2 separate regions of the Homo sapiens genome follow, and region 1 is linked to region 2. A link is a loop called in an ENCODE intact Hi-C map of the cell type or tissue named here. Cell type or tissue: MCF 10A. All regions are shown on one strand. Region 1 overlaps LAMA3 (laminin subunit alpha 3). Region 2 overlaps LAMA3 (laminin subunit alpha 3).

Evidence for each region. Hi-C counts contacts between places; a loop is a spot of excess contacts. Peaks named below come from ENCODE experiments on the same cell type or tissue, not always from the same donor. Only the 100,000 strongest peaks of a DNase experiment are listed, where the experiment ranks them.
Region 1: a loop joins it to region 2, with 7 times the contacts of the local background. A loop is called at or near these places in 3 of 110 quality-filtered maps.

The regions. Positions count from the first base shown.
Region 1 is chr18:23,913,702-23,921,701 of GRCh38, forward strand. It overlaps LAMA3 (laminin subunit alpha 3), which reads left to right. Exons shown (of 75, transcript NM_198129.4): 57 at 709-860; 58 at 997-1,159; 59 at 1,588-1,721; 60 at 2,850-2,994; 61 at 7,234-7,353; 62 at 7,751-7,884. Among named protein-coding and RNA genes, the nearest start is that of LINC02958, 65 kb to the right of the region's middle. In MCF 10A, a CTCF peak has its summit at 4,929 (motif pointing left); a DNase peak (open chromatin) is centred at 4,930.
Region 2 is chr18:23,716,462-23,724,461 of GRCh38, forward strand. All of the region lies in intron 2 of LAMA3 (laminin subunit alpha 3), which reads left to right. Among named protein-coding and RNA genes, the nearest start is that of LAMA3, 31 kb to the left of the region's middle. RefSeq lists enhancers at 3,507-4,007, 4,008-4,508. In MCF 10A, no CTCF peak of the experiment used is centred here; DNase peaks (open chromatin) are centred at 270, 1,453, 1,910 and 3,350.

The DNA.
Region 1 (8,000 bases), 200 kb after region 2:
TGCTTCAAGAGGTTGGCATTTTATTTGTAGCTTGTTATGTCATGATTTTTTGCTTTGTTTTGTGGTAAAATGCACATTACTTTATTCCTTCAGCAAATTTATACCATATACCTACTATGTGTCACATTCTGGCTTTGTGATAAACAAAAATTTATTCTCGAATGTACTTAATGCCAATGCACACTTAAAATGGTTAAAATGGTAAGTTTTATGGATATTATGCCGTGATTTTAAAACATTTTGTTTCTACCTTAAGGCGCTCACATTCTAGCAGGGAAGAAAGATGCATATATAACTAACCATGATAACATAGAGGTGTGACAACAGAGGCATGCACAAAGTGTTAAGAGGATGTTGTGTGGTACTGGGAGAAGCAAAATGGCTTATCTCCCTTACCAGACTAAAATCTGTTGGACGGCTGAGTCTATACCTGGGCCCTCTGTATGGTAGGTGCTTGGCACATATTTGTAGATTGAGTGAATGGAGGAATGAATAAATGAGTGCCCTATAACATGAGCAGAGACAGCTCTCACATTATTAATTCTGCATTCTATATTATTCTATAAAATATTGCACCTTGTTTATTCTGTCTCTCCAAGGCTTATTGCCTAAAACCCATTAGTTATTTGAAATGCATCCTCATCCTCTTGGGATGGGAATTTGAGAAACCACAATGTGAAGTGTTCTGAGGTGGCCCTTTGTCTCCAGGCCTCCCGGGACTACATCGGCATGGCAGTTGTGGATGGCCAGCTCACCTGTGTCTACAACCTGGGGGACCGTGAGGCTGAACTCCAAGTGGACCAGATCTTGACCAAGAGTGAGACTAAGGAGGCAGTTATGGATCGGGTGAAATTTCAGAGGTACAAGTCTGATTGACTGTACCTGTGCTCACCAAACTTCCATGTATACATGTTGCTGAACCCCATTTTTAGTGGCTTGGCTTTGAATTCTTCAAATTTTTTGTTTAACTTTATTATCTAAATTCATTTTAAACAGAATTTATCAGTTTGCAAGGCTTAATTACACCAAAGGAGCCACATCCAGTAAACCAGAAACACCCGGAGTCTATGACATGGATGGTAGAAATAGCAATACACTCCTTAATTTGGATCCTGAAAATGTTGTATTTTATGTTGGAGGTTACCCACCTGATTTTAAAGTAAGTGTAAATGTTATTTCACTGAATTAAATATTAAAATTTTAATTTGGTATGGTGATGACCTCATGTCTCTAATTGTTAATTACATATAAAATGGATTTAACCGCACATTCTTACAGCACATTCTAGAGATACTAGCTAACACTTATTGAGTGCTTCCTCTGTGCACTGTTCTAAGCTTTAGTATGTTAATTTAAATAAGCATCATGATCATTCCCATTTTACAGATGAGGAAACAGAGACAGCGAGGTGTAATAACTTGCCCACAGTCATACAGCTAGTAAATAGCAAAGCCAGGGCATCTTGTTCCAGGGTTCACATTCTTAATTAACCCTTATGCCATAGTGACTGTTAAAAGTGATTAATTGATACTATTTTGATTATTGTCCTTTGTTCAATTGGTGGAAGATGTTTTATTTCATTTTCAGCTTCCCAGTCGACTAAGTTTCCCTCCATACAAAGGTTGTATTGAATTAGATGACCTCAATGAAAATGTTCTGAGCTTGTACAACTTCAAAAAAACATTCAATCTCAACACAACTGAAGTGGAGCCTTGTAGAAGGTAAATAAAATGTAGAAACCAGAAACTCTGTAACTGGAGTTTTGGTAACTTGCAGTACTTTTACATATGATAAAGGATGGGCCAGTGAGATGCTATTGATGTTGCTAGTTGCTTTGGGCCAGTAGTTCTTCAAGTATGTGTGCATGCAACACTGGCAGTCCTGCCCTAAAATCTAATTATGGTAGTCTCTTCTTAATTTGTATGAAATGCTAGATAGTTTTCTCACTTGAAAAAAGTCTTTATGAAAATTTTTGTGCCTCCTACCACAAAATATTTAATATTAGATGGTACCTGATCTAGAGGCCTGATTTAGTGGCTCATGCCTGTAATCCCAGCACTTTGGGAGGTTGAGGTGGGCAGATCACCTGGGGCCAGGAGTTTGAGACCAGCCTGGCCAACATGGCGAAACCCCATCTCTATTAAAAATACAAAAATCAGCCGAGTGTGATGGTGTGTGCCTGTAGTCCCAGCCTCTTGGAAGGCTGAGGCACAGGAATCGCTTGAACTCGGGAGGTCAAGGTTGCAATGAGCCAAGATCATGCCACTGCACTCCAGCCTGGGCGACAGAGTGAGACTCCATCTCCAAAAAAAAAAAAAAAAAAAAAAAAAGAAAAGAAAAGAAAAAGAAAAAGAAAAGAAAAGAAAAGAAAAAGTGGTTCATAAAATGTGCCATGACTTTTTTGGTACTCTTCCACCTCAATCTTTTTGAAAATTGCTGCCTTGAACTCCTAACCTTCCCTACAATTACAAGGACATGGTATATTCTAATATGAGGTGGACCAAATATTTATTATTCAGAATAAAATTACATTGCAAGTTAATAATCTCTTACATTTCAAAATCTTCAGCTGGCAGACCACATCTTCCTAAGCAGACATTTCCAAAAGGGTATCTTACTCATCTTTGTCGAGCTAGGGTTTGATTGTCAGAGTATGAGAGCACATCCAGGAGAAAGAGCTGGCTGCCTTAACATTTTAAAGATGTCTCCTCTGCTTTAACAAAATTATGACAACTAGATTGCATTTTCTTGGCTCCATTTTTCAGATAGCAACATCTTGTATTAATAAGCACACTGGCATGGTGATCATTTGCTGCTGTGTTCTAATTTATGATGATTAATGTTGACAGGAGGAAGGAAGAGTCAGACAAAAATTATTTTGAAGGTACGGGCTATGCTCGAGTTCCAACTCAACCACATGCTCCCATCCCAACCTTTGGACAGACAATTCAGACCACCGTGGATAGAGGCTTGCTGTTCTTTGCAGAAAACGGGGTAATCTATAACAAGCATCCAGATACAACCAAATATATTCATTCTGTTTAGCAATTTGGAGATAACTGGGTTGTTATAAATGACCCACTAGATCTGGAAAACAATGTGTAAATGTTACCTGCATCCTTTTCCTCCACCCAGTTGTACTTTCTGTTGGCTGGGAAATGTACTTTTTTTTTTTTTTTAACATTTTTAGTTTCAGGGGTGCAGGTGCAGGTTTGTTATATAGGTAAATCGCATGTCACAGGGGTTTGGTGCACAGATTATTTTATCACCCAGGTAATAAATGTAGTACTCAATAGGTAATTTTTTCTGTCCTTAAAAATACTTCCACCCTCAAGTAGGCCCCAGGGTCTGTTGTTCCCTTCTTTGCGTCCATGTGTACTCAATGTTTAACTCTCACTTATAAGTGAGAACGTGTGGTATTTGGTTTTCTGTTCCTACGTTCGTTTGTTTAGGATTATGGCCTCCAGCTTCATCCATGTTGCTGCAAAGGACATGATCTCGTTCTTTTTTATGGCTGTGTAGTATTCCATGGTGTATATGTACCTCATTTTCTTTATCCAGTTTACCATTTATGGGCATTTAGGTTGACTCCATGTCTTTGCCGTTGTGAATAGTGATGCAAGGAACATTGGCGTGCATTTGTCTTTATGGTAGAACGATTTATATTCCTTTGGGTGTATACCCAATAATGGGATTGCTGGATCAAATGGTAGTTTTAAGTTATTTGAGAAATAGACAAACTGCTTTCCACAGTGATTGAACTAATTTACATTCCCGCCAGCAGTGTACAATCATTCCCTTTTTTCCACTTTCAACCTCACCAGCATCTATTATTTTTTGACTTTTTCATAATTCCCTTTTTGACCAGTATGAGATGGTATCTCATTGTTTTGATTTGCATTTCTCTAATCATTAGTGATATTGAGCATTTTTTCATATGCTTGCTGGCAGCATATATGTCTTCTGAAAAGTCTGTGTCCTTTGTCCATTTTTAATGGGGTTGTTTGGTTTTTGCTTGTTAATTATTTAAGTTCTGATAGATTCTGGATATTAGACCTTTTTCACATGCATAGTTTGTAAATATTTTCTTCCATTCTGTGGGTTGTCTGTTTACTCTGTTGATAGTTTACTCTGTTGATAGTTTCTTTCATTGTGCAGAAGCTCTTTAATTAGGTTCTATTTGTCAATTTTTGTTTTTGTTGCAATTGCTTTTGGGGTCTTTATCATGAAATCTTTGCAAAGGCCTATTTCTATAATGGTATTTCTAGGCATTTCTATGTCTAGAATAGGTTTTCTTCAAGGGTTTTTTTTTATAGTTTTAGGTTTTACATTTAAGTTTTTAATTAGTCTTGAGTTGATTTTTGCATATGGTGAAAGGAAGGGGTCCAGTTTCAGTCTTGTGCATATGACTAGCCAGTTATCCCAGCATCACTTATTGAATAGGGAGTCCTTTCCCCATTGCTTGTTTTTGTTGACTTTGTCGAAGATCAGATGGTTGTAGGCGTGTGGCTTTATCTCTGGGCTCTCTATTCTGTTCCATTGATGTCTATTTTAATGAGGGCAAATAATCAGGAATTTGAGAACATGCCCCCCAAAATGTGGGAGAAATCTCCCCTTTTCCTGTTCTATTCTCATTATCAGTTTTGTTATTTGAGAACCACTGCTTGCCTAAGAATCTACTTATTCTGACCCAAAACATGTGAAAACTTCCTGGGATCTCTAAGATCTAGACTGACTTCCTGCTGTTTCTGTCTTGATCTGATTCTTACCAGGCTGTGTGGGATTGTGTCTTTATCAGCATGTTTGCCTTCTCAAGACACTGAAGCTTCTCTGTTTTCAAGTAGCTGAGATTCCTAGGGACCCTCTAAAATCTATTAGGTTAGAAAAGTCCAAAGTGACACTCTACAAGTGATCGTCAGCGCCATCTGCTGGTTGATGGAGAGTTGGCGTGATGTTTGCTGCTTTATACCTATAGCCGGCCTGGAGTTGAACCCTCCGGTGAATAGGAGCTTCTGTAGTTGCTCTCACGGAGTATTTCTGAAGAAATGTGGATGAGCCCAAAGGCTTTCTGGTGGTCCGAGAACATGGGATTGATAAGGAGCTTGGGATTTTACCAGAGTCTTCTACCGCAGGGTGGTGACACTGACCCGGTCCAACTCTCCTCTCTGGGGTTGGTCTGGACCCTTCAGGAGATTCCAAGGCTGGACCAGTTCTGATGGTTTGGGAAGGTCCCAGCCAGCCTGAAGGATACATAGAGCAGAGAAGTCATCCAGCATCTTCAGGACACGGCAGTTGTTTTACAAAACAAGGTCTTCTTTGTATATAATTTGAAGTTCTTGGAGACTAAGAACCAGAAATACTACTCATATAATAAGAAAACTTAACATAATACCATTACATAAGAAATGACCTAGAGATCTGCTTTAAGTAGGATGGCTCATGACTCTCAGTAAATTGGTGTAACTCTGTTGTTTATGGTTTGATCAACCTAAGCTGACTCCCAAAGGCAAGGTTTAGGATCCAGATAAGGACTGATTTTCCTCTTAGAAAAGAACTCGGTCCCTGGACCTCAAAGAGAGGCATTCTTATCATTAAGGAACTGTGTAAAAGCAAAGCCTTCAAGCCCTAAGTCAGAAATTGCTCAGCTTATCTTAGGGAAGTAGCTGATTCAAGTATATGTTTCACACCGTAATGGAGATGCAATAATGACAAAGACAGATATGGCTCCCGCCCTCCGGGATTTTATAATCTAGAGGGGAAGAATATGCAAAGGAATGCTGTTAATAGGTTGTTTATTTCATCACAACTGTGAAGAGCTGTATCAAGGAAAAGTTTGGGGGTGAAATGAGGATGTACAACATAAAAGACACTTGAGCAAAGGAAATGCTTCCTCTGAGATCAGGAGGACAGCATTTGAACAGGACATGGGGACAGGCAAGACGGGGGATCCAGGCAGAGGGAGAGGCATGAAGAAGGCCTGGAGGTGGGAAGGGCAGGGAGCACTCAGTGGAACAGTGGCTGCGGGGCTGGAGAGCCAGAGGCAGTGCTGAGAGAGAGGCAGATGCCACGCAGCATCTGGTAGGGGTCAGGGCTTCATCCTGACAGCCGAGGAGAGTCACAGGCTCCCACTGGCATTTTCAAAGACTGCTCTGGCTGTAGGGGGGAATGGACTTTCGGGGGTACATGGGGAGACCGGCGGGTTGTTGCTGCAGGGACTGGCTAAAAATGTTGTGGCTGAGACTAGGTGGGATGACATAAAGAGAGAGCTAAGAATGGCAGAATTTACAAGATTATGTTGGATGGGAGAGAAGGAAGGATCAAGAATGATTCCTAGGTTATGATAAAGGGATGAGAAAGAAAAAAAATGACTCCTAGGTTTGTGGCTTGCTCAGCAATAAGGGAAAGGTAAGCATGGTGATGTATGTGTGTGCCCTGCACACGTGCATGCAGGGGGCAGGCTGGGAGTCAGGGAGCGCATGCACCTGGTATAATGGAAGAAGAGGCAGGCTTGGCAGCCTGTAGGAGGCATGTAGGTCATACGTTCTGTGTGAGATATTCTGAATTTGAGGTCTCTGTGAGTCATGCAAGCAAAGCAATAACAACAAGGGAATCACGTGTGCAGACTTGGCCCTGAAGACAGGTCTAGGCTGGGGAGAACAATTTGGGGCCCATCAGTACACCTGGATTGGAGCTACAGGAGAGCCTGTGATTGTCAAGGCAAAGGGAGTGGTGTGGGGAGGAAGGAGTCCTGTGTAGGATCCCCGAGGAACCCCCAACACTGACATGGAAGGTAGAAGGGGATAAACCAACAAATGAGACAGAGACATAAGAATCAGTCAGAAAACAGATGGTGGAAGGTATCTGAGGTCTGCATAAGACCTCGCCTCTCTCTAAAAGGCACTCATATTTTCAAATAATATTAATGATCTGTATCTTTTCGGTCTCCATCTTTATACACCAGTTATGGATCGCATGAAACAAAATCATGATCATAGCTAGCATTTATTGTGTCTGTCCTGTGGGCCAACCACTGTGCGTGACATTTAACGTGACTTACAGTATTGAACCATCATCCCATCCCGTGAGGTTGCTGTTGCAGCACCATTATCCCTTTTCACTGAGGCAGCAGCTGAAGCTGAGAGCAGGGGGGTCTGTGAGAGTAACGGGAGTTCCAGTGCTCTGCCTCTTCTTCAGCCAAGCCTTCTGGTCATCTGCATTGTTCCTCTGTCCTAGGATCGCTTCATATCTCTAAATATAGAAGATGGCAAGCTCATGGTGAGATACAAACTGAATTCAGAGCTACCAAAAGAGAGAGGAGTTGGAGACGCCATAAACAACGGCAGAGACCATTCGGTACACCTTTTGAGTCTGTTTACTTGAATCGTTAAATGTCCTTAGTCCTTTAAAATTAAGTCAGTGCCCCCAAATAAATAAATAAAACTTCCTATTACCAGATAAACTTATGGATGTTAACTGAGGGATATATCCTTTTAAAATTTGCACATTTCGGCATGAAATGTATAACATATACATGATATCTATAAAACACGGTTAACTTCAAATACAAACATTTCTATCAAAATGTTTTAGTATCATATTTTTATCCAAAAATGCTACTGCTCAGAGCCTTCCTACTATGTATATAAATGAATCTGGGGGAAGATAAATAAAAACATGATAGTTCTGAACCCCTGTGAATAGGATTCTCTTATTTTCGCTGGCTTGCTGATTCATCTCTCATTTATTTCAGATTCAGATCAAAATTGGAAAACTCCAAAAGCGTATGTGGATAAATGTGGACGTTCAAAACACTATAATTGATGGTGAAGTATTTGATTTCAGCACATATTATCTGGGAGGAATTCCAATTGCAATCAGGGAAAGGTAAGATGATTTTTTTAAAACGAGATTTAAAGCCTTTGTTAGTGGTTATGATTGTGACCAAAAAAAATCTGGTCTGCCATTTTTAATTCCACCAACAAACAAACACAAAAAGTTAA
Region 2 (8,000 bases):
ATCGCTTATTTAACTGAGGGTTTTTATAGGTAACAGGGAATTTTAATCCTTCAAAATGACCCATACTGAACTTACCCATGTCTGCTGGCTTGTTCTTTTTTCTTTAGAACTTTTTTTTTAAACCTACTTTAAAAGCCTCCTTTTGATGTACTGAAAAATTCCCTAATTAAGACAATTAAGAAAACATCAACATAGGAACAGTTCAGTACTTTGCTGGTTGCTGACAAACGTGAGTCATGGCATGCATATGCATAAGGCCTGTGTCCACCCACCCGCTCTGCTCTGCGAGGCTGCTGAGAATGTGGGTTCTGGAGTCAGCCTGGCCAGTTTGTCCTGATTGCTCTGCTCACTTGCTGTGTGGCCTTAACAAATATATTTTTCTGCTCCCTGCCTCAGTTTCCTCATTTATAAAATGAGATAATTGTGCATCCCTCATAAGATTATTATGAGTTCTAAATGAGTTAATTGCTTCATTTAAAACTTCTTTAGAGCAGTCGTATTTTTTATTTAATAAAATAAAGTGAACTTTAATAAACTCTCATTAAAAAGAACAGACTGATCACATTTGTGCCTCTAGAAAACACTACCTATAATACTGTAGAAAATATTCTAAGAAAGTCTAGGAGCAGGAAAAGCATGATCAGTTATGTCAGACTGAAGACATTTCTTTCCTCTTCTGTGTTGGAGCATGACATGTTTTAACAAGCATGTTGTGTCTTGTAAGATTCCTATTTTTTGCCCCATTGGTAAGATCTGTGTTTTCTTCCTTTTGCTGGAATTAACCATGAGAATGTCACTGAGAGGTTAGATTTCATAATTAATAGTAACATTAAGACCTTAGAGGGAGAGAAGTGGGAATTTTGAGGCATGGTTGAGAAATAAAATGCAGATCATAAATTTGTTACTACAAAATCACTTCACCTGCTAAGAACTGAAATTTGATTTTGATGTGCTGTTGTCAATTTGACAGCTTATGCTGTTGTGAGGGTCTTGTTTTCTTTTAGACTAGTTGGTGTTTTTCATTGTTATTTTTTTGGCCAATAAGTTTGACAAATAAAAACATTACCTTCTGGACTTGATCTTTTTTTTTTTTTTTTTTTTTTTTTTTTGAGACAGAGTCTCACTCTGTCACCCAAGCTGGAGTGCAGTGGCGTGATATCAGCTCACTGCAACCTCCGTCTCCCAGGTTCAAGTGATTGCCTTACCTCAGCCTCCCAAATAGCTGGGATTACAGGTGCCCACCACCATGCCTGGCTAAATTTTTTTTTTTTTTTTTTTTTTTTTTTTTTAGTAGAGACAGGGTTTCACCATGTTGGCCAGGCTGGTCTCGAACTCCTGACCTTGTGATCCACCCATCTCGGCCTCCCAAAGTGCTGGGATTACAGGCATGAGTCACCGTGCCTGGTCCACAGACTTGATCTTAAAGGACAGTTTCCCCTTAAAACGTGGTAAATGTAGGACAGTTCTGTGATTCACTAGAGGCATCATACTTTCCGGGGTTGTTCAAGTTCATTTAATTATACATTATGCAGTAGTTTCAGGCTATAGAATGAGAACACGATGTCTTTCAGGAAGCTTTTGTATCATCTGGCCAGATATAATGAGTTCATTTTTACATTTAAAGCATGTAGATGTCCAGTTTTTAAAAGGAGAATCTTTGGAATCTAGGAAGCTTTGTTCTGCCTGGATTCCTGGTAGGGCATGGGCTTTGGAGATCTCTCCCGTGAGATCGGAAGGTGTAGTGGTGGGATCTACATATACACTCTGGACTTCCTCCAGAATCCAAACTCCAGAGTTCTATTCTATGGGCTCCCTATGTTCACCTTCCAGCTCCCTCCCCAGGGTGAGGTATAGAGAAAAACATGAGGAGGTGGGTGCGGAGGGAGTTCCTATGGTCCATGACTTCAGCCCCCGCAGAGCAAGCCTGACTCATTGTGTTCCAGGGAACAACAACAAAATTATCTGAAGAATTTTGAGGCTTGTATGCAATGTGTAATGTTTCCAAGAGTATTATTTTGTTATTTAAACCTGTTAGTAGTAAAAATAAACAAAGACAATCCCTCACCCCCAACATCAAGCCCTGAAAAGGACTGAGTGTTGGCTTCAGAGGATGGAGGTGTGAGGAGAGAAGGTGACGTTGCCCCTGCTCTGCAGGGCTGCGGGGGAGTGAGGCCTGGAGACAGCAGATGTGGCTGCAGGAGCAGAGCTGCTGAGATGGTCCTTTGGGCCTCGTAGAGGCAAAGGCTGTGATGTCCACAGCTCCCTGGTCCCCCTCTGAGTGGCAGCTGGGATGGATAGTTCCCACACCTGTTCCCTTGTCCCATCTCAAGGGCCTGCATCTGACTTTGCTTCCTGCCTGAAGGCTCTTTCTAGATTTACAGAGGCTTCTAAAAGCTGTGTCTAGAGCAGCCTGCAAGCCCAGCACTTAATGCCCCAAGGGGCAATCCTCATCCCAAGAGGGATGATAGTTGGTGGGAAAATACCGCATTTCCCTGCCTCTCAATGGGCCAGTTCTAAAGTGCCTTCTACATAATTCCTCAGAGTGTCCCTGGTAGGATGGAGCCGTGGTTGGGTTGCTCTGGTGGCAGCCTACTCATTAACACATTGATTTTTGGCTTTTCTCCCTCCCTTATGTTCCTCTCTTCCCAGTTTGTGCTTCTTGAGGTCAACTCTTAAATAAACTACCTCTACTCAAGTCTTTGCCTCAGGGCTTTAGAGAGGGCCCAAACTAAGACAGAAGAAAGAGAGTCCAGATGGACATAGTGGTTCATACCTGCAGCCCCAACCACTCAGGAGGCAGAGGCACGAGGATCACTTGAGCACAGGAGTTAAATCCAGCCTGGGCAACTCAGTGAGACCCCATCTCTAAATAAATAAATAAACAAATAAGGAAAGGAAGCCTAGATTGAGACCCTGAAACCCCCTGCAGGTGTTAACACAGGCAAATACTATGAAAATGTTATTTAAAATGCAAAAAATAGAAAATTCAGAAATTGTTTCTAAAGCTCCAAGGTTAAATGTAATAGGGGAAACTGCATTATAAATTTTAAGGAAAAATATTAATAGGTCACAGGAGAAATGCCCCATTACTCTACCTTTCTAATTTTTCATGAATTCATCACAGACAGTGAACTCCCCAGGAGCCAGATGCAAATACAGGATCCAATCATCTGAGAGTGAATTCAGTATGTAGTTGCATTCTAGAATCTTTTTTTTTTTTTTTTTCCTGATTCCCTTCAACTTTTATGAGACTTTGGTGGGTGAATCCAAAACATTCTTTGTAGCTGACTCAGATGTGGAGGGAAGCCTGGGCTAGTTTCTGATACTTTTGGGGCTTGAGGACTTTGGAGATTAACTTGGCTCTACAGATGGTTGGCTGATGAGGTCACTAAGGAGGGTGACTCAGCTGGTTCCCCGGGTGGACACAGCCCAATCCAGAAGGTGGATGGCTCTTGGTTTTGACCCAGTCTTTCTGGATTCCTGAGGAATTGTGTAGACTATAAGCTTCAGGAGGCCAGGGACTATGTCTTGTTTTGTTCACTGTGTTCTGTTCACTACATGATGTTTTGCTTCCAACATCTTGCACAGTGTTTAGCATACAATAGTTGTTTAATAAATATTTGCTGAGTTAATGTAGAATGAACCAAGGATGACTCAGCATCAGCCTGAACTTTCCCAGGGTATAGTAGTAATGGAAACATATTGCTGTGAGACCAAATCTCTGGGTGAGGGTGGAAGAGTTTTAGCTCTGTAATTAATTACGGTTCGTTCCATTTATGACACTTGAGTCTCTCTGCAACATTTTAAGAGTATTTTATAGCTATAACAAAATTAGAAAATACAGAAGATTATATTTAGAACAATTTTGCTATTAATAAATGGTGTTTTTTTGTTTTTGTTTTTGTTTTTTTTGAGATGGAGTCTCACTCTGTCACCAGGCTGGAGTGCAGTGGCGCAATCTCGGCTGACTGCAACCTCTGCCTCCCAGGTTCAAGTGATTCTCCTGCCTCAGCCTCCCGAGTAGCTGGGACTACAGGCACGGACCACCACACCCAGCTAATTTTTTTGTATTTTTAGTGTGATGGGGTTTCACCATGTTGATCAGGATGATCTTGATTTCTTGACCTCGTGATCCACCCACCTCAGCCTCCCAAAGTGCTGGGTTTACAGGCATGAGCCAATAAATGTGTTATTAATGAACATCATCATGAGGCACAGCCCTTGAAGTCAAACAATTCATTAGTGGGTAGAAAAACAGGTGCCAATAAAATCCTCTGGGCTACTAGGGATAGAATATTATCCTTTATGGTCCTTTAGTAACTTCAAAGTGTTAATTTGGGGTGCTTTGAAGTAATTTATACATTAGGAAGAATCTGGAAATCAGGTGTTTTCTTTTAATACATGAAAAACTCATTCTGGGTGCAGTGTCTCATGTCTATAATCTCAGCACTTTGGGAGGCCAAGGTGGGAGGATTGCTTGAGGCCAGGAGTTCAAGATCAGCCTGGGCAACACTGTGAAAGCCCCTCTCTATAAAAAAATAAAATAATTAGCCAGGCATGGTGGCACACACTTGTAGTCCTAGCAACTCAGGAGGCTAAGGTGGGAGGACTGCTTGAGCCCAGGAGTTGGAGGCTGTAGTGAGCTATGATAGCACCAGTGAACTCCAGCCTGGGTGACAGAGTAAGACCCTGCCTCTATTAAAAAAAAAAGTCTCTCTCTCTTTCTCTGTATATATGTATATATACACACATTCAATTGGTTCTGTTTCTCTGGAGAACGCTGATTAATACTGTGGCTAAATACAATGAAGGTATATTTCTCATCATGTCCAAACACAGCTGATCCTGGTTAAGCAGTTCCCCTCCAAACAGTGGTTCAAAGACGTAAACTCCTTCCATAATTGGGTCTGCCATTTTCAACACATGGGTTCCCAATGTTGCCCCGTGGGTCATCTTTATTCTAACCAGCCCGAATGAGGAAAGAGCATGGAAGATTCTGTGTGGGAGGTTTGTGTGGGCAAGACTAGAAGTGGCACATCAGCTCAGTAGCTTCATATTGGCCATGGTGGGAGCATTTACACTATGGAAATCAGCAAATGTTACAAATCAGGGCTGCTCCTTTCCAAGAGCCAGTTTACCCAATATCTCTCTCGGTCTCTTCCATATCCCTCCACTTCCCTCTCCCTCCCCACTTACCATTTAGTAAACTCATTATGTCTTGTGCCGTATTATCTCTGGAGTCTGGCTCCTCCTCCCCCTTGATACTGCACTATTGTAGTGGAACCCATGGCAGCTCTCCCCATGATTAGTCCACCAGTCTTCTAACTGATTTCCCAGCATCTACTCTCAGCTTACCCTGTTTTAGAATCAGCCTGAAAGGAACAGAATCCATAGTGGTGAGCTGAGAAAGATTAGAAACAATCAGGTTGGCAGTCTTCCAAGGGTCTACCTATCAATCAATCTTCTCATTACTACCAGCGCAAAACAAAGATCTCAGTGTGTTGTTCTCCCTGATTAGTATCCTTTAGTGGTTTTCTATTACTTTTGGAATAAGGTCCAAGTTTCTTAACATGTCACATACGCTCCTTCAGTCTAGCCCTTAGACTTTTTGCCAGCCTCATCTTAAAAGGCACTTTCTCCTGCAAGACCTATGCTATGTCAGTAGAGACCTAACTGTAATTCCCTGGATATTCCATGATGTTCCCTGGTTCTGGGCCTTATTTTGGTGCTATTCACAGTTCTTGGAATTCCTTCCCACCTTGCCTGGTCTGGCTATCTTCTTTCTGAGATAACTCAAATATTGCCTGCTGGAAACCCTTCCTGGCTGCCTGCTTCCCTCTGAGCTGTTTCTGTTTACTCAGAGGCACTTGCTAAGCTGTGCCGTAAAGGCTGATCCACCGTGTGCTCCTTAAGCTCAGCAGCTGTGTGAACATATTCTTTTTGTATCCATGGGGCTTAAAAGTCCCAGAATATACTGTGTCCTCCACTAAGATGGAATTAAATGGAAATGTGAATTCCAATACTGTTGTTTTCTTATTATTCCACTGAATTATATGTCTTGCTATCATCATGGACAGCTCTGCTCTATTTTAAGCTAACATTTACATTTGTTGGTTTTCATAAAACTAGCACCACAAATATAACAGACATAACAGAAAATGAATTAAATATGTTTCCTTCCAAAACACTCAGTAGGCTGTAGGCAGTCAACATAAATCCAAGAAATAGGAAGAAAGATAAAAACTGTACTAGGGAACAGCAACACTAGGAAACAAAACACTTTCTTCTGGAATGTTCTCTCAGTCTATACAGATAGAAGTTAAGATGATAAAATGATAAACGGAGGTCACTGTGACCTCCTTGGTGAGTCTTACGATGCAACTTTGGGTCAACACACAATTATGACCAGCATTTGGCCACTTCCCAGGATTAAGGCCATTGTAAAGTCGTCAGAGGGATCTTTCTCATCATGAAGGGTGAAAACCAGAGTTTGGCATCACATGGGAAAGGGCAGTCTGTGGGCTGGGGAGAGGAACCAGAGCTTTACATTTACATATCATCTATGATATGGAATTTTATTATTATTACCTAGAGAAGTTGTCATTGATCCTCTCACTCTCCCTGTTAATGAGCTTAGGCTGCCTTATGTCTTCTGGGGAGTGAAGTATCTATAAACACATTCACACGAAAGTTCTGGGAACTCAGTACTGATGTTACTTCCCAGAATATTTGCATTAAAAAAATTTCTATCTTTGACATGAAACTACTACTCTGAATTTATCCAAAGGAATTCATGAGATAAATGCTCTAATGTCTGATGCAAGATACTCACCAAAGCATTATAAAAATAGCATCCAGTGGGAAACAATCTCATGTCCAATAAAAGGGGACTGACTCAGTTAGTGGATTAATAGGCACCACATGATGCCATAGAATGGTCTTTATCGACACAACATGTGTCTGTGCTATATGGTGAAGAAACAGACCAAAACTATATGTAAACTAGCTAGACTGTATGGAATGATCACATTTAGTAGGAAAAAAAAAATGTGCCTATATAAGCAAAGAACAAAGTCTGGAAAGAGATACTTGAACATGCTAAGAGTGCTTCTCGGTGGATGGGGAGATCAGTGATTTTTACTTTCTTCTGTAAATCTCACAGTGTATGTCAGCTTGCTGGCTCTGGGTTTTTACCTAGGTAAACATCTCACTCCACAGCTTCCTGGCTGTGTGTAATTGGATGGTCTAACGAATGTCTCGGGGTCAGTATCTTCATCTGAAATCCAGGGATAAATCTAGTACCAACCTAGGAGGGTTCTTGTGAGAAATTAATCAGATAATACAGAAAAAGCTCTCAGAATAGTGCCTTACATGCTGTAAGAACTAAATCCATGTTACCTATACTATCTGTATTTTTTTTAAAATTTTTATTTCTATAGGTTTTTGGGGAACAGGTGGTGTTTGGTTACATTAGTAAGTTCTTTAGGGGTGATCTGTCAGATTTTGGTGCACCCGTCACCCAAGCAGTATACACTGCACCCAATTTGTAGACTTTTATCCTTCATCCCCCTCCCACCCTTTAACCCAAGTCCCCAAAGTCCATTGAGTAATTCTTATGCCTTTGCATCCTCATAGCTTAGCTCTCACATATGAACGAGAACATACGATATTTGGTTTTCCATTCCTAAGTTACTTCACTTAGAATAATAGTCTCCAATCCCATCCAGGTTGCTACGAATGCTATTAATTCATTCCTTTTTATGGCTGAGTAATAGTCAATGGTATGTACGTATACATCTTTATTTTCTACAATGAGCATGTATTACTTTTAGAATTAGAAAATCAATAAAGCCATTTTCTCTTTGGAGAAAATAAAAGGGTTCTATAGAAAGAGGATAAAAGGAACAATGATTTCTGGTAGAATCTGAGTTATCAATGAAAAAGCTTCCTTGGAGTTTTCCTGATGTCCTCTGTCTCCCCAGTATGAACTATTTCCTGAT